Regions from separate parts of the Homo sapiens genome. Here regions 2, 3, 4, 5 and 6 are each linked to region 1. The links are chromatin contacts, found by Hi-C or POLR2A ChIA-PET in ENCODE. All regions are on one chromosome and are shown on one strand. The core of a region is the stretch at or near the end of the contact, and the rest is flanking DNA. Distances in the headings are between cores, read along the strand shown. Region 1 holds the start of SLC9A1 (solute carrier family 9 member A1). Region 2 holds the start of YTHDF2 (YTH N6-methyladenosine RNA binding protein F2). Region 3 holds the start of TAF12 (TATA-box binding protein associated factor 12). Region 4 holds the start of PAFAH2 (platelet activating factor acetylhydrolase 2). Region 5 holds the start of SESN2 (sestrin 2). Region 6 holds the start of PDIK1L (PDLIM1 interacting kinase 1 like).

Region 1 (3,557 bases), core at 413-2,912:
TTTTTTTTGAGACGGAGTCTCGTTCTGTCGCCCAGGCGGGAGTGCTGTGGCGCGATCTCCGCTCACTGCAAGCTCCGCCTTCCGGGTTCACGCCATTCTCCTGCCTCAGCCTCCCGAGTAGCTGGGACTACAGGCGCCCGCCACTGCGCCCGGCTAATTTTTTGTATTTTTAGTAGAGACCGGGTTTCACCGTGGTCTCGATCTCCTGACCTCGTGATCCGCCCGCCTCGGCCTCCCAAAGTGCTGGGATTACAGGCGTCAGCCACTACGCCCGGCCTAGACAATGGTATTTTAAAAAAGCTTTCCAGTGATTCCATTGTACAGCCATGATCCCTTGAACCTCACCAATTTCAACCAAACTATAGGTTCAAATTTAAGTTCCACTACTTAAAGCATGCCACTGTTGTGGGTTGAATTGTGTCCCGGCAAAAGAAGTTGAAGTCCTAATGCCCAGTGCCTATGAAGATGGACTAATTAGGATGCAGTCTTTGAAGATGTTCAGGTTAAGATGAGGTAATTACGTTGGATTTCTAATCCAATGACTGGTGTCCTTATAAAAAGGGGAAATCTGGCTGGGGGTTGTGGCTTACCCCTGTAATCCCAGCACTTTGGGAGGCCGAGGCGGGTGGATCACCTGAGGTCAGGAGTTCGAGACCAGCCTGACCAACATGGTGAAACCCCATCTCTACTAAAAATACAAAAATTAGCTGGACGTGGTGGTGGGTGCCAGTAATCCCAGCTACTCTGGAGGCTGAGGCAGGAGAATCGCTTGAATCCAGGAGGCAGAGGTTGCATTGAGCTGAGATGGCGCCACCGCACTCCAGCCTGGGCAACAAGAGCCAGACTCTATCTCAAAAAAAATAAAAATAAAAATAAAGTGTGGGCGGGGAATCTGGACGCAGAGACAGAGACACCAGGAGAACTCCATGGAATACCAGATAGTCCTAACAAACCACTGGAAGGTAGGAGAAAGGCATGGGACAGATTCTCCCTCATAGCTCTCAGCTGAAACCAACCCTGCCAACACCTAGATCCGACCTCCAGCCTCCAGAACTGTGAGACAATCAATTTCTGTTGTTGCAGCCACCCAGTTTGGGGTGATACTTTGTTACGGCAGCCCTAGTAAGCAATACAACTACTTGCATAGTAGCCAGGGGACTCTCTTCACCTGTTTCCTCATCTGTAAAAGTGGAATTGTAATAATGTGCCAGGGTGCATTCCAAATAGTTTACACGGATTGTCTCAGTCATTACATCATCCCTCTGACATAGTCACTATTACTGTCTCTACTTAACAGATGAGAAAGTTGTGAAACAGGTTAAGTAACTTGCTCAAGGTCACACGGTAACTAAATACATAAACTAATAATACATTCTTCACAGGATTATTCGAAAGCCCTTATGAGACTGCAGATGTGGACGTGAAATCGTTTTGTAAGTAGTCGGCATTTTACTCGCGTTAGTGAGGTTCTCTGTATATTCAGGACTTTTTTTTTTTTTTTTTTTTGTCATCTCTGACTCTCCTTCCTCTTCCTACGCGATACTTCTTTCCCTCGGCGACAGGGGCCGCTGCGCTGGGCGGGTGCCGACGGTCTCTCTAGCCCGCCGCACCGGCTGCTCGCTGGTGCCTATAAGTGACAGCGCCGGGCTCAGCTAGGCTTCAGTCTGCTGCCGCCGGGGCCGGGGCTAGGGTTAGTTCTGGAGCTGGACCAGGAGGAGCTGCAGCTGGGCCGGGGCGGAGCGCCGCGTCGCGCCAGGGCCGCGAGGAGGGGCGTGTTGCTGCTGGCCCACCGCGAGCCGCCCCCAGCCCGCGCCGAGGCGCCTTCCCGCCAGGCCGCCTGCCTTCCGCCTCTTTCCATTTCCCCGGAATCTCAGCCCGGCGCGCCTGGACCCCTGCCCCTCTCTGGGTGGAGAAGCTCCCGGCCGCTTCCCGGTTTCACTCCTTCTCAGCCTGGGCTCCCAGCCCCCTCTCTCCTTTTCCTGGACTGGCTCTCACCCCCTTCGGTCCCCTTCCTTTAGCTCAGGCTCCCTACCCCTTCCTTTAGCCCACAGCCCAGAGTCCCAGCTCCTCAGTCACTTTCCTCAGCCAAAGGTCCCAGCCTTCCTTCTTCCTTTCCTTTGCACTATCCCTATCCTGCCCCTTCCTCTATCCCTAGGGCTCAGTTTCCCACATCCGTCCTCCCCCTTCCCAGGCCCGGAGTTCCAGACCTTTTGGTCTCCTTTCGTGGTCGTTCCTGGGTCCTTGCCCCCTTTCCCCACTTTGGAGTTCCAGATTGCAAACCCAGCCTCCCTCCACCCCCAGAAAATTGCTTCCATGGAAATGCCTCTCTAAAACATGAACTTTTCCTAGAGACTACGCCAGTCTCTCTTCCCACTTGCTGACCCTTTGCTACCTATGTGCCCGGTTTTACTCTCATTTGGGTAAGGTCGAGGCTGGCTCTGGAAGCAGCACCATGGTTCTGCGGTCTGGCATCTGTGGCCTCTCTCCACATCGGATCTTCCCTTCCTTACTCGTGGTGGTTGCTTTGGTGGGGCTGCTGCCTGTTCTCAGGAGCCATGGCCTCCAGCTCAGCCCAACTGCCAGCACCATTCGAAGCTCAGAGCCACCACGAGAACGCTCGATTGGGGATGTCACCACCGCTCCACCGGAGGTCACCCCAGAGAGCCGCCCTGTTAATCATTCCGTCACTGATCATGGCATGAAGCCGCGCAAGGCCTTTCCAGTCCTGGGCATCGACTACACACACGTGCGCACCCCCTTCGAGATCTCCCTCTGGATCCTTCTGGCCTGCCTCATGAAGATAGGTAAGTCCCGTTTGCTCCGATGCTGCGGCCGCCACCAGACTGGTGAGCTTCTTGCCTCATCTCGCACCATTTGAGGCTGTCCAGGAGTAAGGATCTGAACTACCCCCATAAAGTAGGCAGTCTCCATCCTGCCACCTTGGTCCTTCTCAGGCTCCAGTTCTGTGGCTTCTGATCTGTGATCTGAGGCTTCCCAAGATTGGAGCCAGCACTGTGCACAGAAGAGAGCAGGATTAGAGAATGGGATGCCTCTGATCCTAGGTCCCTTCAGTAAGGCTTCCACGACTGGCAAGTCTCCTCTGGCTGGGCCAGACCCCCAGGGGAGCCAGGCACCCCGCTGTGTGTGAGACAGAAAGGAGTGTCTTCTGGCGAGTGGCACATTCTGCTCTGTCAACAGCAACCAGTGCAATTTATGACAGGCTTCACTGGAGCGTGTTCCAGGATGGAGTATATTTCTACTTGGCCTGCTTGAGGAGTTTAAGCATAGTGGAGACCTGGGCACAGGAAACTTACAAGTGTGGTGGAACACAGGGGATCCCCATATTCCCACCTTTCCTTCATCTCCAGAATGTTATCTGTCAGCTTTGCTTGTCCAGGCTAGTTAGGAGCCCCTGAGTCAATTTCCGGCCCAGGAATGCCATACTTTATAGAATCTGTGGGACAAGGGGCCCTGGAAATTTCTGAAGTCTGTTTTGGAAGTGGAGGGAGAGTAGAGGAGGTTGAGGCTTGGTCTGACCCCAGCTCACCCCCAGGTCG
Region 2 (3,557 bases), core at 497-2,996, 1.6 Mb before region 1:
GGGTGAATCACCTGAGGAGTTCAAGACCAGCCCGGCCAACATGAAACCCCGTCTCTACTAAAAAAATAGAAAAACTAGCTGTGTGCGGTGGTGCACACGTGTAATCCCACCTACTCGGGAGGCTGAGACAGGAGATTCGCTTGAACCCGAGAGGCGGAAGTTGGAGCGAGCCGAAATTGCGCCACTACACCCCAGCCTGGGCGTCAGAGCGAGACTCAGTCTCAAAAAAACAGAAAACAGAAAAAAGAAAAAAAAATGAATCCTCAGAAAATGGGATTTATTGGTAGAAGGCGGAGAAAGAATATACCACACCCTTCGATTAGATATGTAAATAGTTAACTACTCACGGGCCTTGCCTGTGGACTCAAGTAAGGTTCAAAATCATCATCGTTTAATCCATCCTTTTGATGTACAGATCCATTTTGTACTAAAGAAAAAAAAATTCAATTAGGAGTGTCCCAATCCTACAATCTTCCTTTCAAATTAGTTCATATATGCTAACCAGAGAAAAACCTTACTAGTTAACAAAGCACGTAAGATTGAACTTCAAAAGGGTAAGAGATGACAGTGAATGCTGAAGCGACAGTCGCCAGTGAAAATGTCCCCCTCCACCCAGAGCAAGTTGATCTAAAAAGGTCATTTTATTGGCTCCTCTGGATTTCCATTCCCTCCCGCTTCCCCTCCCCCATCACATGAGAGTACTTCCAGAGAGTGATCCACGAGGATGAAAAACAAAGGCCTTCTAAGACCTACAGGAAACTAAGGACCTGGAGCGTTTCAAAACCCAATCCACCCCCACCCTTAATGAATTACTCCTTGTTAGCGAAAAAGCTGTTCGCCAGCTGCAAGAACACACCGAAAGGGTCAAAATACTTAAGTGTGCGGCACCTGCGAACTAAGCGGCTTCCGAAAGGTCCTCCGCCCGGGGCGCTTCCCGGAGACCCCGCCCCCACCGCCCCGCGTCCCCCTCCCGGCTCAGGGCCACCGGCGGAGCGGGACTTACCTTTGTTTCCTTGACCTTTTGGTCTCTGCAGGGGAAGGAAACGTCGCCGAGCAGCAAGTTGTCCAAAGGAGAAATGGAAAAGGAAGAACAAATTAAGGCAGGGCCCGAAGGGAGAATAAAGGAGCAGGCCCGAGGGGAGGCGTCAGGAATGGTAGTGAGGAAGAGGCTGAAAATGGGAGGCGGGGGAAAGCGCCAGGCCCGTGGGGCAGGGGAGAAAACGCGGCAGACGCGCCACCGGCGACGCGAGGAACCCAGGGCTTTAAGGAAGGGGAAGGAAACAAGGAAGGAAAACGAGGCCCGCCGAGAGAAGGGAACGCGGCGCGGCCCGGCCCGTGGGCTCCGAGGCCCGAGGAGAAGCGGGAAGAACAGGCTGAGGGAGAGGCGCCGGGCGCGGCCGGCCTGAGAGGCCCGAAACCTGGCCCGCAAGAGACGACGCCTCGGCTCGGCTCGGCCTGCCCAGGAGCGGCGGGCCCGGGCCTAGTCGGGCTCCTTCTCGCCTCACACAATGGCCGAGGCATGCGGGCCGGGCCTGTACCTGCTCCAAGAGGCTGCTGGCCGACATGGCTCTCAGATCCTCACGGGCGGCGACGGCGGCGAACTCTCCTCAGCGCGGCGGCGGCGGCAGATGAGCCCCGTCTGCGGGAGCAGGCGGAGGCTTTTGTCCCTGACACTCGGGGGCCTCGGCGGACGCAGCGGAGACACAGCGCGCGGCTCAGGCTCCGGCTCCGACTCGGCGACGCTCTAGCCCAAGAGCTCAATGCCCGTCTCTATGCTTTTACGCGCGCGCCCGCCCCCCACCGCCTAAAGCAGAGCGCCGAACAGCGGAGGCGGGCGGCGCGCGCGGCGCGAGCGCTGACTCTCACATTCACTCACCCACGCGGAAGGGGCCCGGCGCGAAGAACCCCGGGAAGGGAGAGGCCGGCCGCTGCGCCCTCTGGCGGATTGGAGGAGCGGAAGCCGTGCTCACGGCCTCCCCGCCCCCACCGCCCCAGGATTAAGGCCTAGGGGGTTTGGGACGACCAGGGTCGCACCACGAGGTTTCGACTAACACCTGGAAAGACTAGCTCTGGCTTCAGAAGAACGACAAAAGCCGGTTTCTCAGTGAGGGAGGGGCCTCCGAAGCCCGCGAGACCTTAAAATGAACCTGCCTTCCAGCTGCAAGTGATACCCCACCCCCATCTGGGAGGTAACCCGACCCCTAGGGAGTCACACAGTCCCCAGGGAAACTTCATGGGGGCCCTGTCCGGGAGTGACCCGCCCCCGCCCCCGCGAGGGGCTTGGTCATCCTCTGTTAGCCGACTACAGAAAGAGTACCCAGAGAGCAAAACACACACCGAAAGAATCCAGTCTCCCGCAAAAGAGATTCACCCCTTAGCATTGCAGGAAGGAGAATCTACAATTTATTTTCGGGGAAATCGCTGGCCCCAAGATAATCTGTTAAATTGTGGACTTTATTTCCAAGAAAAATACACCTCATGCATCTACACAAAACTTTCAAGGAGTCCGGAGAACCTATGAATCTTAAGGACCTCAAGAGGGAAGCAAGGAAATTAACATTATTGAAATACCAGCTGTGGGCCAGGCTTTGTTGTTAGGTATTTTCAAACACATTAAAGTCTTTCGACAACTTCAAAATCGCTATCAGTCTTTCGGTTTTTTACGACTGGAAAAACAGAAAGCTTAAGTAATGTGCCCAAGTTTACAAAACTATTAAATAGCCAGGTGTATCTGACACTAACATAATGGTATCTCTCTACCCCTACGAGACTCTGTATTAGGGAACCAGAATATAGGGGAGATGCAAAGGATGGGCAAAAGTATTTTCAATCAGAAGCAAAGCCAACTCATGCAGGAATATTTGATACTAGGAAAGCCCATCTAATAGCTTTTGTTATTGCAAGTACGTCGTGGTAAACAGGTAACTAATGCACTAATTGTCAACCTCGTACTATCCACACGCTGGATATAGGAGGCTTGGGTGGACTCGGTAAAATAAATAACATGGCATCTTGGATTTAACATCATAATTTGGTCAAAGTGCTCAAAGCACTTTTTTTCTCTGCCCATAATCACATTTATGGTAGGAATGAGTAAGGTCAGGCACCAAAGGTGAAGGACTTTTAATGGAGACAGTAAAATGTCAAGTCTGGGAGCATAGATTCCATCAAGGGAATAGAATAAACCTAGTAATACTTCTTTTTAAAGATACTCGGCTACGGCGGGCGCGGTGGCTCATGTTTGTAATCCCAGCACTTTGGGAGGCCAAGGCGGGCCGGATCATGAGGTCAGAAGATCGAGACCATCCTGGCCAACATGGTGAAATCTCGACTCTACTAAAAATACAAAAATTAGCTGGGCATGGTGCCATGCACCTGTAGTCCCAGCTAATCGGAGGCTGAGGCAGGAGAATCGCTTGAACCCGGGAGGCAGAGGTTGCAGTGAGCCGAGATCACGCCATTACACTCCAGCCTGGGCAACAGAGCGAGACTCGTCTCAAAATAAATAAATAAATAAATAACAAATAATAATAATCAGCCACTTAGCTCCATGGCCC
Region 3 (3,557 bases), core at 607-3,106, 1.5 Mb before region 1:
CCTGTATCATTTAACAATCGCCATAATTTCACCGTTCTTCCAACACCTTCCCATTGCATACTGAATATAATCTCAAGTCCCCATCATAGTCTAGGCTAAAAGGTCCAGACTATAACAAACCCCTGCCTACCTCTCCAAACTCATTGTCTTTCCCGGTTACCAAAGCTCCAGCCACCTTGGCCATCTTGGTCCTTGAGTAAGTGTTTTCCTTACTGAAGACCATGGCTCAGGCCATCAGCCAGCTAGATAAGTCTGGCTTATTCCAGTATTCTCTTCTATCACCCTTTTGTGCAGTTGCTAATGGTCTGTTTCCCACTCTAGGTTGCAAACTTTCTAAGGACAGAGATCATCCGTCTTAGCCACCAGTTATGTACTCAGCACATAGCAAAAGGCTTGTCACACAATGAGACTCAAACACTTGTCAAATGAACGTATATACATTCAACCTGGGTCTTAAAAAAGATGTATAGGCATTCAACAACAAAAAGTGGTATGCCGGACCCTAAAAAGAATGGAGAGCAGTGGCAAGGAAATAAGGCTAGGAATACAGCTTAGAGCCCAATGTTCATGAGGACTTGAATCTGAGAATTTGGATTGGGTGGCAGTGTAGAGGGTGGACTGGGAACGTGGTAGGATGAGGATTAGGAAGATATAAAGACAGGGCAGGATGCCGCACCAATCTGGGCACCTCTTCCTAATTTCTATGTGGCTCACTCTGGCCTGTCACAGCTCTTTATACAATTTTTGGTGTGTTTGTGGGTTCTTCTCCATCTTACTGTGAACCTTACAGATGCTGGAATTGGGTCTTACTTGCATGCCTAACATTCCAGCATACAGTAAAAAATAACAGCTGTTCTCTTTTTTTTTTTTTTGAGACAGAGTCTCGCTCTGTCGCCCAGGCTGGAGTGCAGTGGCGCGATCTCGGCTCACTGCAACCTCCGCCCCTCCAGGTTTAAGCAGTTCTCTGCGTCAGCCTCCGGAGTAGCTGCGATTACAGGCGCATGCCACCACGCCCGGCTAATTTTTTGTATTTTTAGTAGAGACGGGGTTTCACCATCTTGGCCAGACTGGTCTTGAACTCTTGACCTCGTGATCCACCCTCCTCGGCCTCCCAAAGTGCTGGGATTACAGGCGTGAGCCACATAACAGCAGTTCTCACCAAGCATCTGACAGCCGAAAAACTGAAAGCATTAGAGAATGCTACAGGACAGGCTTTGGCTTAGTAGTGAGTTCTGAGTTCAAGCTGAGGCTCTGCACTTATTAGCTAGAACTTTGCTTAATCTCTCACAGGTCTCCTCTAAATGATTAAATGGCGTAACGGAGGTAAGCGGATTAGCACAATTCCCGGCAAACAGTAAGCACTCAATTGTTACTACTGAATTGCCAGTTCACAGGCACAACCAACCGATCTCTCTCATCTCCTGGTTCCTCTGTTGCCAACTTCCTCGTTGAGGTCCAACAGGATACCTGTGGGGTAATGTGTCCCAGATGATATCCCAGTCCTGACACCAAGACAAAGGCACCAACCAAAAATGGCGACCTCAAAGCCATCCGAGGGCGTCAATTACCCGTCATGCTACCGATAGATAAATAAGCAGCGTCGGGAAGAAAAGCTAGTGAAGGATTCTTAACGCCGGGTTGGAATACGCAGAGCTCGCTCATGCTGCCACTCAACCACAAGCAGTTAAAAGCGCAAGCTGCAGGGTGTACCTACACACAGCTCAATATCGCCACCACGTGTCGGAGGGCAGTCTGCGCCTGCGCAAGCGAGGCGCGCGCCCGCCGGCCGGAAGAGCCGCGCGTTTCCGGGTTGGAGGCGGGGAGCGGTGCCGGAAGTAGTCGGGGAGGGCCGCGCAGTCGGACCGGCTGCTGAGACGAACGCTTCACTGGGGCAGTCTCTGCATATCATGGGGAGATAGACGCTGCTGCCTGTGAGTCTTGGGCCCTGGCAGTTGAGGAACAAGAGCGGGAGGAGGGAGTCAGGACCCAGACCTACAGTGGGTCAGTGTTCGAAGGACCAGGTTGTGGACGAGACGGGGCTGTGAGGATTCAGGCTCTTGGGAAGGGACTGACTGAGAGGATCAGGCTCGGAGAAGACGCGGCTGTGGGGACCCGGGCTCTAAGACGGGACTTAGGGAACGGGGACGGATGCGAGTTCTCCGGCATCTGAGGGAAAGTGGTCTGAGAGGAGCAGGATTATGAGGACCCGCACTCCTACGAGGAAAGGGTCAGAAAGGAACGGGGCGTGAAGACACAGGCTCCGGAGAGGTAAAAGTGGAGCGGTGAGGACTTGGGCTCCTAAGAGGCAGAAGCGGGACAGTGAAGACCCGGGCTCCTAAGGATTCAGAAACGGGGCAGCGAAGACTTAGGTTCCTGAGGGGCAGAAGCAGACAGAGAAAACTTGAGTTTGGAAGGGAACAGAAGCGGGCAGTGAAGACTGGGGCTTCTTTGGGGACGGGATCCGGGCTTTGAGACTCCGAGTTCCTGAGTCTCGGAACAGGGCTGTGAGTACCCAAGCTCCTAAAAGCCTTGGATCTAAGGGACCATGGATATGAGATCAGCCTACAAAGTAAAGGGAAAGGGTTTGGAAAAGATTTAGTGATCCATTTTTTCACAGTATTCCCTGAACCCAGAGAGATAAAGGACGTATTCAGGGGAAGACAACTTCTCCTTCGCACTGCCTACTTGGCTCTTGGCAAGCTTTTCTTGTGTCAGATACTCAATCTAGGAAGCCCATATGCAAACATCTTCATTTTCTGCTTCATTCTTGGGAATCAGATGTGAAGTTGAAAACAGTTGGAACTCAGTTATGTACTTGATAAGTGCTTTAAATCCCATTCCACTCAACCCTGAATGAGCACAGATCTCTGCATCTCAAATAAAAGAATGTCAGTGATGGAAGAGTCCCAAAAGATCATCTTTTAAAAACTCCTATTTTACATTTAAGAAGGCTAAGGTTCAAAGAGGCTTAGGATTACAGTGAGGCAATGGTTAGTTAGATCATAATTTTAATACAGTACCCTTCTGTGCGTAGCAAATGAGATGCTTGGTTAATGTTCCTTAAATGCTTCTAGAATCTTTGCTTTATCTTCAAACTCAGGAGGGAATTTTTTTTTTTTTTTTTTTTTTGAGACAGGTTCTCTCTCTGTCGCCCAGTCTGAAGTGCAGCGGCTCAGTCTTGGCCCCGTGCACCTCCAACCTCCTAGGCTCAAGCAGTCTTCCCACCTATACCTCCTGAGTAGCTGGAACTACGGGCGTGTGCCACCACGCCCTGCTAATTTTTAAATTTTTTGTAGAAACAGGGTCTCACTATATTGCCCAGGCTGGTCTCAAACTCCTAAGCTCAAGTGATCCTCCCACCTTGGCCTCCCAAAGTGCTGGGATTACAGGCATGAGTCACCTCACCCCCCTTGCAGTTTTTGTTTTTGTTTTGTTTTGTTTTGTTTTTTTGAGACAGAGTCACCCAGGCTGGAGTGCAGTGGCACGATCTCGGCTCACTGCAATCTCTGCTTCCCCAGTTCAAACGATTCTCCTGCCTCAGCCTCTCAAGTAGCTGG
Region 4 (3,557 bases), core at 449-2,948, 1.2 Mb after region 1:
CCAGCATGGCCTGGTCTGGGAGTAGGAGACTGAAAGAAATGACCTCCAGCTGTCCCTCTCATGACCAAGGACCTCTGGCTTGTCGTGAGTGTTCTGGCCAGCTGCACAGCACGGATTAATGGGCCAAAGGGAGCCGCTCTCTGATCTGCGCTAAGCTTTTCAGGTTCTGTGGCCACCGCCATCAGCCACAGATTTAATGAGATCCGAGGCTTAATTACCACAGTGCAGGGCTGCCAGCACTCTCTCCTGATGACTTTATCTTGGCTCCTGGAAGGATGGGGGTGACAACAGTGTGTCGGCAGGAGAGGAGAGCCTAAAGCAGGGACTCTGGACCCTGGTGTTTCGGGGGGATGTGGGCTGCAAGAGTAGGGTGGAGGGGGCGACTGCAGGACTCAGTACCTGACCTCAAAGAGCTCACAATGTGTCAAGAGTTAAGACCTCTAATACAGGAGATACCCAAGGCAGTGTGAGTCGACTCACATGTGCGAGGCACACACAGATGTCGGCGGAAACTTTGGAGGCATGAACAAAGCTCCCAGAGGAGGGGCGCTGAAGGGTGGGGGGTGGGGCGTGGGGGAGTGCAGGTTGGAGAAGACCTTGAATGTCAGGCTAAGCAGTTGGGACTTCACTTCATAGGTAGTAGAGGGCCGTTGAACGTTTTTGAGCTGCCTGAACGATCCAAATTTCCTATAGAAGTTTACAGAACTCCTGAGGATGGGCTCTGCCTAACGCCCACTCCCCCGAGAATACTCTCCTTCCATCCCTCACACTTAGCTGCAGCCAGCACTGAACTTAATGCCATACTCTGAAACGTCCTTCACAGTCTCTGTACTCCTGGCTACGTTCTTTCCTTATATCGGGTCTCAATGTTAACAAACATCACTCCCTCTAAAAAGCCTTGCGGACACCGCCCTTTTCCCCCAAGCCTGGCCAGAGGCCCCTTTTCAAGGCTCCCACGCTTGCTGTGTCTCCCCATGAGATCACGGCTCTGTGCTGTCATTATTCATTTGTCTGAATTCTCTGCTAGACTGTGATTCTGTTGAGGCTAGGAGCGGTATCTTGTCCATCAGTGTCGCTAAGAACCAGCATTAGACAGTAATGTGGGATGGATGCGGCCCAGCAGATTACTCGGGTTCCTCCCCTTTCTCTGCCAGGGAGTCTTTTGAGGACAATGGAAAATCACAGGTGTCAACAGATGCAGGCTGGTAGGGAATGTCCCCTTAATTTGAATGATCAGTCTATTATTCTTACAGGAAGCAAAGTGTGCAGAAGACACAAAACAAACTCCAACCTCCTCCCACCTCCTTGAGAATAAAGCGAAGCGGGGACCATTTCTAGGCACGCCTGAGGACTATTTGAGGAGGGTGAGGCGGAGGGTTACGCACGGGACTAAGGCAAAACCCTCCGCTCGAGAGCAGAAATCGCGGCGGCACCTCTTCAGGCCACCAGGGGGAGGAATCACACCGCATCCCAGGCCTTGGGCGGTTTCGCACGACCACGCGGGGCTGGACGGTCGCGTAGAACTCTGGGAGGTGTAGTTTTAGAGTTGTAATGCGCAATCTCGCGCACTGTACATCGGGAATTGTAGTTCTAGATTGAGGAACGAGAAGTGCTTCCAAGCGTCCATTTTGAGCCTTGGAAACTACGACGACCAAAGGGCCACGGGTTCATGGGTCGTTTCTCATTTCCGTCGAGTTAAACGTCTGGGGCTGCTTCTGAGGAATCAGCTTGACTGGGTAAGTTTGATTGGAGAAAACACCTATATCTCAATTGAGCTTCCTGCAGACTTTTGTATTCTGGCCCGGTTTGGGGCCTCGGCGTCTCTCAGTCATAGGAATTGCACATTAATCTTCGTCCTTTACGTTTCCTATTCAGACACCTGTAGCCACCCGCTCCCTTGACCCTCCCACGGTCGCCTCGCACTTTTAACGGCCAGTGCCCCTGGAATCCCCACTGAGCTCCCGTCCCAGGACCCAGCCCCCGCAGCCCCACCTTGGACCCCACAGCCCTACCCTGATTCCTCGGCCCTACCTTCACCCTGCAGCCTCACATCCCTGAACCCCGGGCTTCTTTATGCTCCTCCACCCTTTGTGTACTTTACTCTTACTCTCAGTTTTCTGTTTTTCATGGCGGTGGAAGAAGGGTCCCCATTCCTTCTTTCCGATCCGCGATTACCCTGGACTCGAAGTCAGCAGACCCGGTTCTAGGCCAGCTCTGCCTCTCACCCTCTGTGACCTTGGGCAAATCATACAACTCTGGGACTCAGTTTCTTCCTCTCTAAAACGGAGATGACTGTTGCTCCATCAGTCTCAGGTGAGGAGTGTTGAGGAGCCAACAAGCTAGTATGTGTGAAGATGCCTTGTAAACTGTAAGACCTTCACAAGAGACAGAGATTATTTTTATCACAATTATTAATGCTCTGGAACACTCTTATCAGGCCTCTTCTCTAGCTCTGCCACCTTGTTGCTCAATCTCATCCCTCGAGTGCTTGGTGTCTTCATTGTCTACGAGCTGGATGATATTTCCTCACTTCCTCCAGAGACCAAAGGTCAGGCCAATGAGCTTTTAGTCTTCAGAGAGCTTTGTCTGAAAGGAAGCACAAGAGAAGTGCTTATCTTGGACTGTATCTTGAAATAGCCAGTGATGAAAGTGTCACACAGCTGGCAGAGCAGCAGTCCTCTGCTCACCAGAAACAGGGTCCCAGCAGGAGAGGACAGCTGCAACCTAAGCCCCATCCATTCCCTCTGGGCTCCTCTGGGCCTGTTCAGTAGACACTGGCTTTGGTAGGGGTGTCTGAGGCCTGAAAAGGCTGCTGGGAAAGAATCTGTTTTGCCAAAGGGCTTAATCCAGGAAAAATGAGAGACCTTGGCTAGGAAAGAGAGACATAGCATTGTTAATTAGTTCCTAACATTTTATAAGCACTGAAAATGCACCAGGCCCTAGGCAATATTTTCACTTACGAAGTATCCATTTTACGTATAAGGAACTTGAGAGGCATGTAGTTAAAATAATTATAGTTGCCTCCTATGGTTATAGTACCTTCTATCCATCGAGTGCTTTACATGCATTATTTAATCCTCATCAACAATCTCGTGAGTAGTTACTATTTCTTTTTTTTTGAGATGGAGTCTCGCTCTGTCGCCCAGGCTAGAGTGCAGTAGCGCGATCTCGGCTCACTGCAAGCTCCGCCTCCCGGGTTCACGCCATTCTCCTGCTTCAGCCTCCCAAGTAGCTGGGACTACAGGCGCCCGCCACCAGGCCCAGCTAATATTTTGTATTTTTTTTAGTACAGACAGGGTTTCACCGTGTTAGCCAGGATGGTCTCGATCTCCTGACCTCCTGATCCGCCCGCCTCGGCCTCCCACCGCGCCCGGCCCATAGTTACTATTTCTTTTTGAGACAAGACCTCGCTCTGTCACCCAGGCCGAAGTGCAGTGGCACAATCTTGGTTCACTGTGGCCTCCGGCTCCCAAGCCCCAGCAATCCTCCTACCTCAGCCTCCTGAGTAACTGGGACTGCAGTTGCATACCACCACATCCAGCTAATTTTTTTTTTTT
Region 5 (3,557 bases), core at 456-2,955, 1.1 Mb before region 1:
AAAAACCAGGGCACAAACTATACACCGACGGAGGTAGGATCCCCAGAAACCACGTTACTAAGAGAAAAGCAGGGATTTTCCTGGGGTCATAGCACTCCACCAAATCCCAGGTCCAGAATACAACTTCCACCACACTCTAGGCCTGTAAACTAAAGCAACTAGAAGCTCCTAGTGCCGTGCAATCTCCGAAATCATAAGGCCAAAGAACAAGATATTCAGTGGGGTTAATGAAGAAAGCCTCTTTCTGAGCCCATCGTGGGCCTCAATGTTCTTCCTGTAAAATGGGGCTATAGCGTAGCTTGTATTGCTGGTTTAGTCCTGAGGACTTAGGTTAAAGGCGAAAAAAACTCAGAGCCTGGTATCTAGTAGGTGCATAATAAATGATAAGATGTCCATTATCGCTGCTGCTGGTAGTGGTGGGGGAGTGCGAACTGTCAGTCTGGTTAGGTCCAGCCTAATTCCCGGTCTCCCTGCAAAGCCCCTGCGGGCTATGCCGGGATGCGAATGCGGGGGGGTGGAGGGGAGCGGCGCGAAGGGAGGGTGGGGGAGGAATTTCTGGAAAACAAACTTCTGGGCCTTCAGACCACTTACTTAGCAGGGCGCAGCCTAACCCGCGCTTGGCTTCGGAAGCCGCGACCAGGGTTGTCCCCTCTCCCCCCAGCTTTGGCTGCCGCCGCCGCGTACCGGGCGGCCCGCCAAGCCCCCAGAGCCCCTGCGCTCTCCCTCCAAAGCAGGAGTGCGGTGGACATAGGATGAGGTCGACTTTCACTGGCCAGTCCCAGGTGCCTACGCCCCGCGCTGGGGGACAGGAGCCGGGAGGCACCCCAGGAAGGGTCCTCTGCCCGCCGGCCCCCGCGAAGAGGAAGGGACTCCGCGGAAGGGGGCGGGGAGGAGGAGTGGTCTGGCCGCTCCGGCCGGGATTTGCCTGGACTTGAAGACGCTCAGGAGCCCAAAGCTCGGAGAGCCTCCAGAAGGCTTCTCCCTCATTGGCCAGGAGTCCGAGGGAGCCGAGGAAGGATCCGCGGCCCTGGGGTGGGGCGGTGAGGGAGAGGGGGAGAGGGAGGGAGGAGGGGGAGAGGGAGGGGGAGAAGGAGGGAGAGGGGAGACAGAGTGGGGGAGGGGTGCCGAGGGCCGCGGCTGCCAGTTGATGCAACCCGGGTCCCGGGTTACGCGCTCGGCTTTCCCTCCCCGAGCCCAGGACACACCGACTCAGCTCCGGACAGCCTGAGGCTCAGACGCGGTTCGGGGTTCCAGGGAAGAGGGGCGTCGCGCGGCCGCCGCTTACCTCTCCGGGGCCCGAGTCGCCGACGCCGCCCGGGGCGAACCGCAGGTAGTCCTTGAGCTCTGCGCGGCACTCGGAGTCCGCCACGATCATGGTGCGCGCCAGGACCCGGTCGCGGCTCGCCGACGACCCGTGCACCCGAGTGGGTTTCGGAGGGACGCCCGAATGAAGCCGGGACTGGGCGCCGCCGGGGAGCTTCTAGAACCCCGGGGCGTCTCTCGGGGCTCCAGAACGCTCCGGAATCCGAGAACGGCCGCTTTGGTGCTGGACTCTTCCCCCAGTCGGGCTTCGGGAACGGCGAACGGCCTCGGGGGCCTGGGAAGGGCCGCAGCGCAGGGGTTTTCACGGCCTCGGAAGTCCGCAGGGGCCAGGGCTGCTCCCGGACCCAGCGCTCCTCAGCATCCCCGCCGCGGAACTGCCAGCGCTCGCCGGGCTCTGACACCAGCAGTTCAGCCCGCTGCGGTCCCCGGGGGAGGGCGGGGACACAAAAGCCCGGCGGTCCAGCCAATCAGAGGTCTGTTTCCCCGGGGAGGCGGGGGAAACTCCGCCCCCTGGAGTCACGGGCTCCGCCAATCAGCACCGGGGAGCGCCCGGAATTCTGGGAGTTGTAGTCCGCCTCGGGTGAATGCTGCAAACTTTTGCAAGACGGTTTAGTCAGATCCCTGGCAACACCAGACGGCAGTGACAGCCCTAAGAGTCATTAGGGTTGCGTGATGAAAAGGGACTTCACTGGGCTAGGCCAAACAGCCGAGTGTGAAATCTCCTAAATGAATTCTTCATCTTTTCAGTTCCTGGAGGGACTGGCTAGGGTTAAGAGAGGTTTGGCTCGCGTCCTATCCGGTGCTGCTAATTATAGAACTGAACCCCAGATATTTAGAGGTCAGAGGGCACAACCCTGCTCCCCCTGGCCTCGGGGAAGCTCCAAAGATGCGAGACACAGGGAATTCACCTTATTTGTGGAGCCTCAGGAAAAGCCTTCATTCCTTGAAATGTCATTGGTAACTTCGTGTGGAACCTCAATCCCTATTGCTGGAAGTTTTCTTCCTTCTGCTACCCGTCCTGGCTTCCACCCCTCCCACCCTCCTCGAAACTTTGTAACAAGGTGTTCTGCTGGATCTTTGCTCACCTCTCCCTCTGGCCTTCTCTGACTCCTCTTTCACCACCCACTTCCTAAAACGTGGGTGCTTCCCCAGTTTGTTTTTGCCCCTCTTCCCTCCAGACACTCTCCCTGATCTCATTCACTTCCTGGCCTTCAACTCGCCTCTTGCCAGAAAGTTGCCTCTACCAACACCTCAGCACCTCCAAGCTAAATTCATTTTCTATTCATTTCAAACGGAGCCTCTTCCTTCACAGTTTTCCTTCAGAGCTCCTTTTTTTGTTTCCATTTTAAAGTTATTGTTTATTCTAGACAGGGAATCCTGCCAGGGGTGAGGGTGGATAAGACCCCCAAGTCCCCCTCTGAGACTTCTAAGTCTAAGCTTACAATTCCAAAGATGAAACCGACTTGGTTTCCTGCCTCCAGATTCTTGGGAAAAAGAGATTAATCTCACCCTCCCCTGAGCTCCCAAGGCACTTGAGCTGGATCTCTTTTCACATGTATCACATTCTACCTAGTTTTTTTTGTTTTTTGTTTTTTTGTTTTCTGTTTTTTTGTTTTTGTTTTTTGTTTTTTAGTAAATAGAGACAGGGTCTCAATATGTTGCCCAGGCTGGTCTCAAACTCCTGAGCTCAAGCGATTCTCTCACCTCAGCCTCCCAAAGTGCTAGGATTATAGGCATGAGCCACCATGTCCAGCCACATTCTGCCTTGTATTGTAATTTTCTATGTACATGTTTTATCTGACCCTTTTTTCTTTTTATTAGTATTGTTTTTTAGAGATGGGGTCTAGCTCTGTCACCCAGACTGGAGTACAGTGGCATGATCATAGCACGCTGCAGCTTCAAATTCCTGGGCTCAAGCGATATTCCCTCCTCAGCCCCCCAAATCAATCACTGGGGTTACAGGTGTGCACCACTGAGTCTGGCTTATCTGATCTTTTTAATTGTAAACTCCTTGAGGGCAGGGTCAACATCTTTTTTTTTTTTTTTTTTTTTTTTTTAAACAGAGTCGCACTCTGTCTCCCAGGCTGGAGTGCAGTGGCCCGATCTTGGCTCACTGCAACCTCTGCCTCCCAGGTTCAAGCAATTCTCCTGCCTCAGCCTCCTGAGTAGCTGGGATTACAGGCAAGTGCCACCACACCCGGCTAATTTTTGTATTTTTAGTGGAGACAGGGTTT
Region 6 (3,557 bases), core at 55-2,554, 1.0 Mb after region 1:
TATTTTAAAATTTTTATGTTTCCTTTTTCCTAGTCATAAGACAGCTGGAGTAAACAATATCTATTTAGTTCTAGGTCATTTTTGCCAACAAAGATCCTGCATATCAAGGGGCTCTCTGACAGAGTTCTTGGGAATTCAACTTACTGAACGGTTTAAAGGCGAGGGCAAAGGCCCTGCACAGAAATGCTCATGTGTTGAATGGAGAAAGTCTAAAGTGGGCTTCCTCAGCGCCCAAAGAATTTCTAGATTATAACCAACTTCATGAACGAATTCTCATTTGTAGATTGTGACCACGGGCTAGAAAAGTAACCTGAGATTGTACAATATTTATTCTGTACAGCTGGGGAAGCAAAAGGCTACTGACCCTAGAGCCTGAGAAGTTGGGATCCACTGCTTTAAGTCTACAGGATAGATTTAATAAAAAGAAATGACTTCTGAGATTGTGTTCAGTCCCACTTCCTCTAACTGGACACCCACCCTTCAAATCGCTACTGAATTTCCTAGTGTCTAATTTCCTGCCACAGAATCCTCTGCGCCGGCTGCACAGCAGACGAGCTTTCCTGCTCTACGGGGATCGCCAATCACATCCACTCAAGGTGGTTCGTGTCTCTGAAGCAGTGCCATGTCCTCTCCAGCCTGGTACAGTCCCCATGGGGAAGAGCACCTTCCTGAATAGGGAGGAGAGAGGTGTTTATGAAACCCGTGGGATCCCGGATCCAATGATGCATCCGATGCGAACCTAAGTGACTTTCGACCGAAAGTGGCGGGCCCTCGCTCCCGCTGCTCTAACCAGGCGCTGGGACGCGAGCCGGCCAGGCCAGACACCTGCCGGCGCCCGGGAAGGGCCAGTCGCGGCCAGAGGTGTTGCCCGACGCGGCGGCTCAGGCCGCGCTCATTGGCCAAGTGTCAGGCCCTCCCCCTCCTCGGCCGTGCTCAGATGAAGCCCGGAGGGGAGCCTCCTGAGCCCCTTCGCTCTGAGGAGCCAGCCCTGCAGTTGCCTCAACTCCTCGGGGCTGGGGGCTGAGGGCCGGGGGGAGGTGGCCCCGGTATGAGAGGAGGCCGCGACTGGGGTCGGTGGCCTGAGGAGCGCAGGGCCTTCCCCAGGATGACTCCGCTGACACGTCTGTGACAAGCCTCCCAGGGAGGGAGGCACATGCAGGGCCATCGGCTCTGCAGCAAGACCTCTCCGCCACGCCGAAAGGCCAGATTTACCTCAGGGTAGACGCTGCCGCTTCTCCCTCTCATGGGCTCTGCAGGCCGCCATTATCGGGCAGCTCGCGCCTCCGCTGCCGCCGCCTCCAGTCAGCAGCCGGCGCGCGCCCCCGTGGTGCGCGCGGACACACCCCCTTACGCCGACGGCCCCGCCCCCCTCCGGCTTTCCGTAGCGCGAGCCGGGACGTTCCGCGCCACCGACGAGGCGCGCGGCCGGCGCTCCGCTCGCCTCCTCCCTCTCTCGAGGATTTGCAGAGCCGGGAGTCGTCGGAGGTGTGCGCGCTCCGGAGCGCACCACTGGTGCTGCTCCCCGCAGGGGTGGCCGGGCTCGGGAACCGCGAGGCCACGCCACGCCGGGGCTCGGCCACCCTCCAGCCGCAGCGGGCGCTCAGGGCCCGCGGCCCCGGGGACCGTCTGCAGCGGCAGGTCCGGGCCTGGGGCTGCGCGCGCCCGGCCGCGGCCTCCCCTCCCTCTACCCGCCCCCTTCCGACCTACCGAGCTGCGGGCTGGGGTGCGGGGCTCGCTGGGGTGGAACGCCCGGTGCATCTTCCGCGCGGGTCTCGGGTGCCTGCGGGGCGCGGTGCTCTTTGGCGGGCCTGCGGGGAGGTGCGGCCCGACCAAGGAGGCCTGGCGTCCGCCCCGCCGGGAGGGAGACTGCAGCTTTTCTCCGAGTCACTGAGCCATGTTTGCGGGCGGTGCAGTTGCGGAGACGGCGGCGGCGGCGGCGGCGCGGGGCTGGGTGCGATCATCTGGGAGGATGCCGTCCCCTGCCCCGCCGGCGCGGTGGTATCTCCCTTAAAGAGGCCGGCGCCTCATTGTTCCCCGGCTGCGGCCGCAGGGAGCCAGGGCCACCTCCTCGGCGTGGGGAGTGAGGGCGCGGAGGCGCCTGCACCTGGCTGCGGTGCCCACGGCGCCCCCCCGCGAGGCTCCTGGTGGAGGGTTGGTCTGCAGTCGGCGCAGGGGAGAGGCCTTGGTCCGAGCCAGGATCCACCGCGCTCCTGCCGCTCTCGGGGCTGGACAGTCAATGGGGTCCCCGCCGCTGCTGCAGTCGCTCGGCTGCCACACGCTGTTAGTCAGATCCCGCACGCTGTTGGCCCCACAGCCAGCCCGGGGTCACTTAGGACCGCATTCCTCAGTCATCCAGTTGTTAGATCAGTAAGCATCCGCCAGAAAAGTCCATTCCTTCTTACTCGATTTATTCTGCACCCATTACTTCTCAGCAGGGTGATGATTCCTCCTCCCAGCGCTCGCTCTGTAAGGCACGATGTACAAAAAATCCCTGTCGCTGTGCTCAAAGATCAACTCATTTTATTTTCTGTCCTTTATGCCCCTTCTCCCGAGAGTCTGGCACTGGGTTAGGTCTTTATATAAATGATCTTGCTTAATCCTAACCAAACCCCACAAGAGTAGGTTTTATTATCCTGTTTTTACAGGTGAGGAAACACCTCTGCCTCTTCTCACTGAAGTGTCTGTTTTGGGATGTGTCTACCTTGAATACCCATTCCTGGTGTAACACACCCTCCCCTTAAAAAAAAAAAACAACAACGGTTCTGTAATCTGTTCAGATTTTTGTCCTGAGTGCCATCCAAGTGTCAAGTCTTCAGCTGTTTGCTGGAAACACTGGTGTCAGCCAAGACTTATTTCCCGCCCTCAAAAGTAGAGGGAAAATATAGAAGGCTCTGCGTAGACAGCTAACTACCTGTGTGGGTTATTGATCCCAATCAGGGGAGGGACCTCTCTCTCGATCAAAGTAGCGTTTTCATTTTGTCTCAGTCATTAAATATCATAGGAACCCTTGCTCTTAAGTCAGCTGCAGATGAGATTTGAAATCCACTCTCGCCCCCAGTTTAGGCTCACTGTTAAGTCTGTGAGGGGGGTTTAGATCTTGTGGGACCTGAAACTTAAATAATTTGGGGTGTCCTCCTGAGGAAAAATGTTATAAAATGGCCCTGTGAACACATATCTGGAACACTGGAAAGGGTCCCTATAAGTAAAGGACTCTGAAGCTTAAGATTCATTAGTTTCAGGGTAAATCTGCCTCCTGCTTATTATGTCATTTTTTTTAGCCTTTAGGCCTCCTGGAGGACTGAGAATTCCTAGGGGCAGGAACCTTGTCTGTGATTCATCTCTGCAGCCTCCTCAATCTGATATGGTATCAAAATACACCTAAGGCTAGCATTCTCATACATAGCTGGTGGGAAGACAAAGTGATATAACAGTTAACAAGGAAATTTGGCAATATATAGCAATATTATTTGATCCAGTAACCCTAGATCAAATACTAGATTTCGAGGAATCTATCCTAGTAATATACTGGCAAACACACACACACAAAACAACAAACC

Evidence for each region. A loop is a pair of places that touch in the nucleus more often than their neighbours do. ChIA-PET counts read pairs that join two places held with the same protein, here RNA polymerase II (POLR2A). Pooled maps may share reads with other maps.
Region 2: a map of CD8-positive, alpha-beta T cell shows a loop between it and region 1 (20-fold over the local background). The contact joins the promoter of YTHDF2 here to the promoter of SLC9A1 in region 1. A Hi-C loop is called at or near these places in 2 of 168 maps with a recorded cell type or tissue (CD8-positive, alpha-beta T cell and natural killer cell) and 7 of 50 pooled maps. POLR2A ChIA-PET finds 5 or more read pairs at or near these places in 1 of 52 experiments (HEK293T).
Region 3: a loop to region 1 is called in a pooled map, with 4 times the contacts of the local background. The contact joins the promoter of TAF12 here to the promoter of SLC9A1 in region 1. A Hi-C loop is called at or near these places in 5 of 50 pooled maps. POLR2A ChIA-PET finds 5 or more read pairs at or near these places in 5 of 52 experiments (A673, BJ, GM10248 and 2 more).
Region 4: a pooled map shows a loop between it and region 1 (13-fold over the local background). The contact joins the promoter of PAFAH2 here to the promoter of SLC9A1 in region 1. A Hi-C loop is called at or near these places in 5 of 50 pooled maps. POLR2A ChIA-PET finds 5 or more read pairs at or near these places in 2 of 52 experiments (activated B cell and activated T-cell).
Region 5: a pooled map shows a loop between it and region 1 (5-fold over the local background). The contact joins the promoter of SESN2 here to the promoter of SLC9A1 in region 1. A Hi-C loop is called at or near these places in 3 of 50 pooled maps. POLR2A ChIA-PET finds 5 or more read pairs at or near these places in 4 of 52 experiments (B cell, GM12878, Panc1 and 1 more).
Region 6: a loop to region 1 is called in a pooled map, with 4 times the contacts of the local background. The contact joins the promoter of PDIK1L here to the promoter of SLC9A1 in region 1. A Hi-C loop is called at or near these places in 2 of 50 pooled maps. POLR2A ChIA-PET finds 5 or more read pairs at or near these places in 2 of 52 experiments (AG04450 and naive thymus-derived CD4-positive, alpha-beta T cell).

The regions. Positions count from the first base shown.
Region 1 is chr1:27,153,230-27,156,786 of GRCh38, reverse strand. SLC9A1 (solute carrier family 9 member A1) reads left to right here and starts at 1,662. Exons shown (of 12, transcript NM_003047.5): 1 at 1,662-2,804. The coding sequence starts at 2,453. RefSeq lists an enhancer at 268-767 and a silencer at 1,713-1,942.
Region 2 is chr1:28,735,129-28,738,685 of GRCh38, reverse strand. It overlaps YTHDF2 (YTH N6-methyladenosine RNA binding protein F2), which reads right to left and starts at 1,746. Exons shown (of 5, transcript NM_016258.3): 1 at 1,539-1,746; 2 at 1,004-1,028; 3 at 348-427. The coding sequence starts at 1,565. RefSeq lists enhancers at 1,140-1,249, 1,132-2,030, 2,350-2,399, 2,930-3,557.
Region 3 is chr1:28,641,366-28,644,922 of GRCh38, reverse strand. TAF12 (TATA-box binding protein associated factor 12) reads left to right here and starts at 1,856. Exons shown (of 6, transcript NM_005644.4): 1 at 1,856-1,931. TAF12-DT (TAF12 divergent transcript) reads right to left here and starts at 1,667. Exons shown (of 2, transcript NR_146730.1): 1 at 1,160-1,667. RefSeq lists a silencer at 12-306.
Region 4 is chr1:25,996,204-25,999,760 of GRCh38, reverse strand. PAFAH2 (platelet activating factor acetylhydrolase 2) reads left to right here and starts at 1,698. Exons shown (of 11, transcript NM_000437.4): 1 at 1,698-1,736. RefSeq lists enhancers at 1,553-1,602, 1,613-1,702, 1,873-1,952.
Region 5 is chr1:28,257,666-28,261,222 of GRCh38, reverse strand. It overlaps SESN2 (sestrin 2), which reads right to left and starts at 1,705. Exons shown (of 10, transcript NM_031459.5): 1 at 1,286-1,705. The coding sequence starts at 1,375. RefSeq lists silencers at 795-854, 1,635-1,844 and enhancers at 1,114-1,962, 1,955-2,134.
Region 6 is chr1:26,109,571-26,113,127 of GRCh38, reverse strand. PDIK1L (PDLIM1 interacting kinase 1 like) reads right to left here and starts at 1,304. Exons shown (of 3, transcript NM_152835.5): 1 at 1,213-1,304. RefSeq lists enhancers at 541-650, 1,031-1,260 and silencers at 1,311-1,950, 2,011-2,290.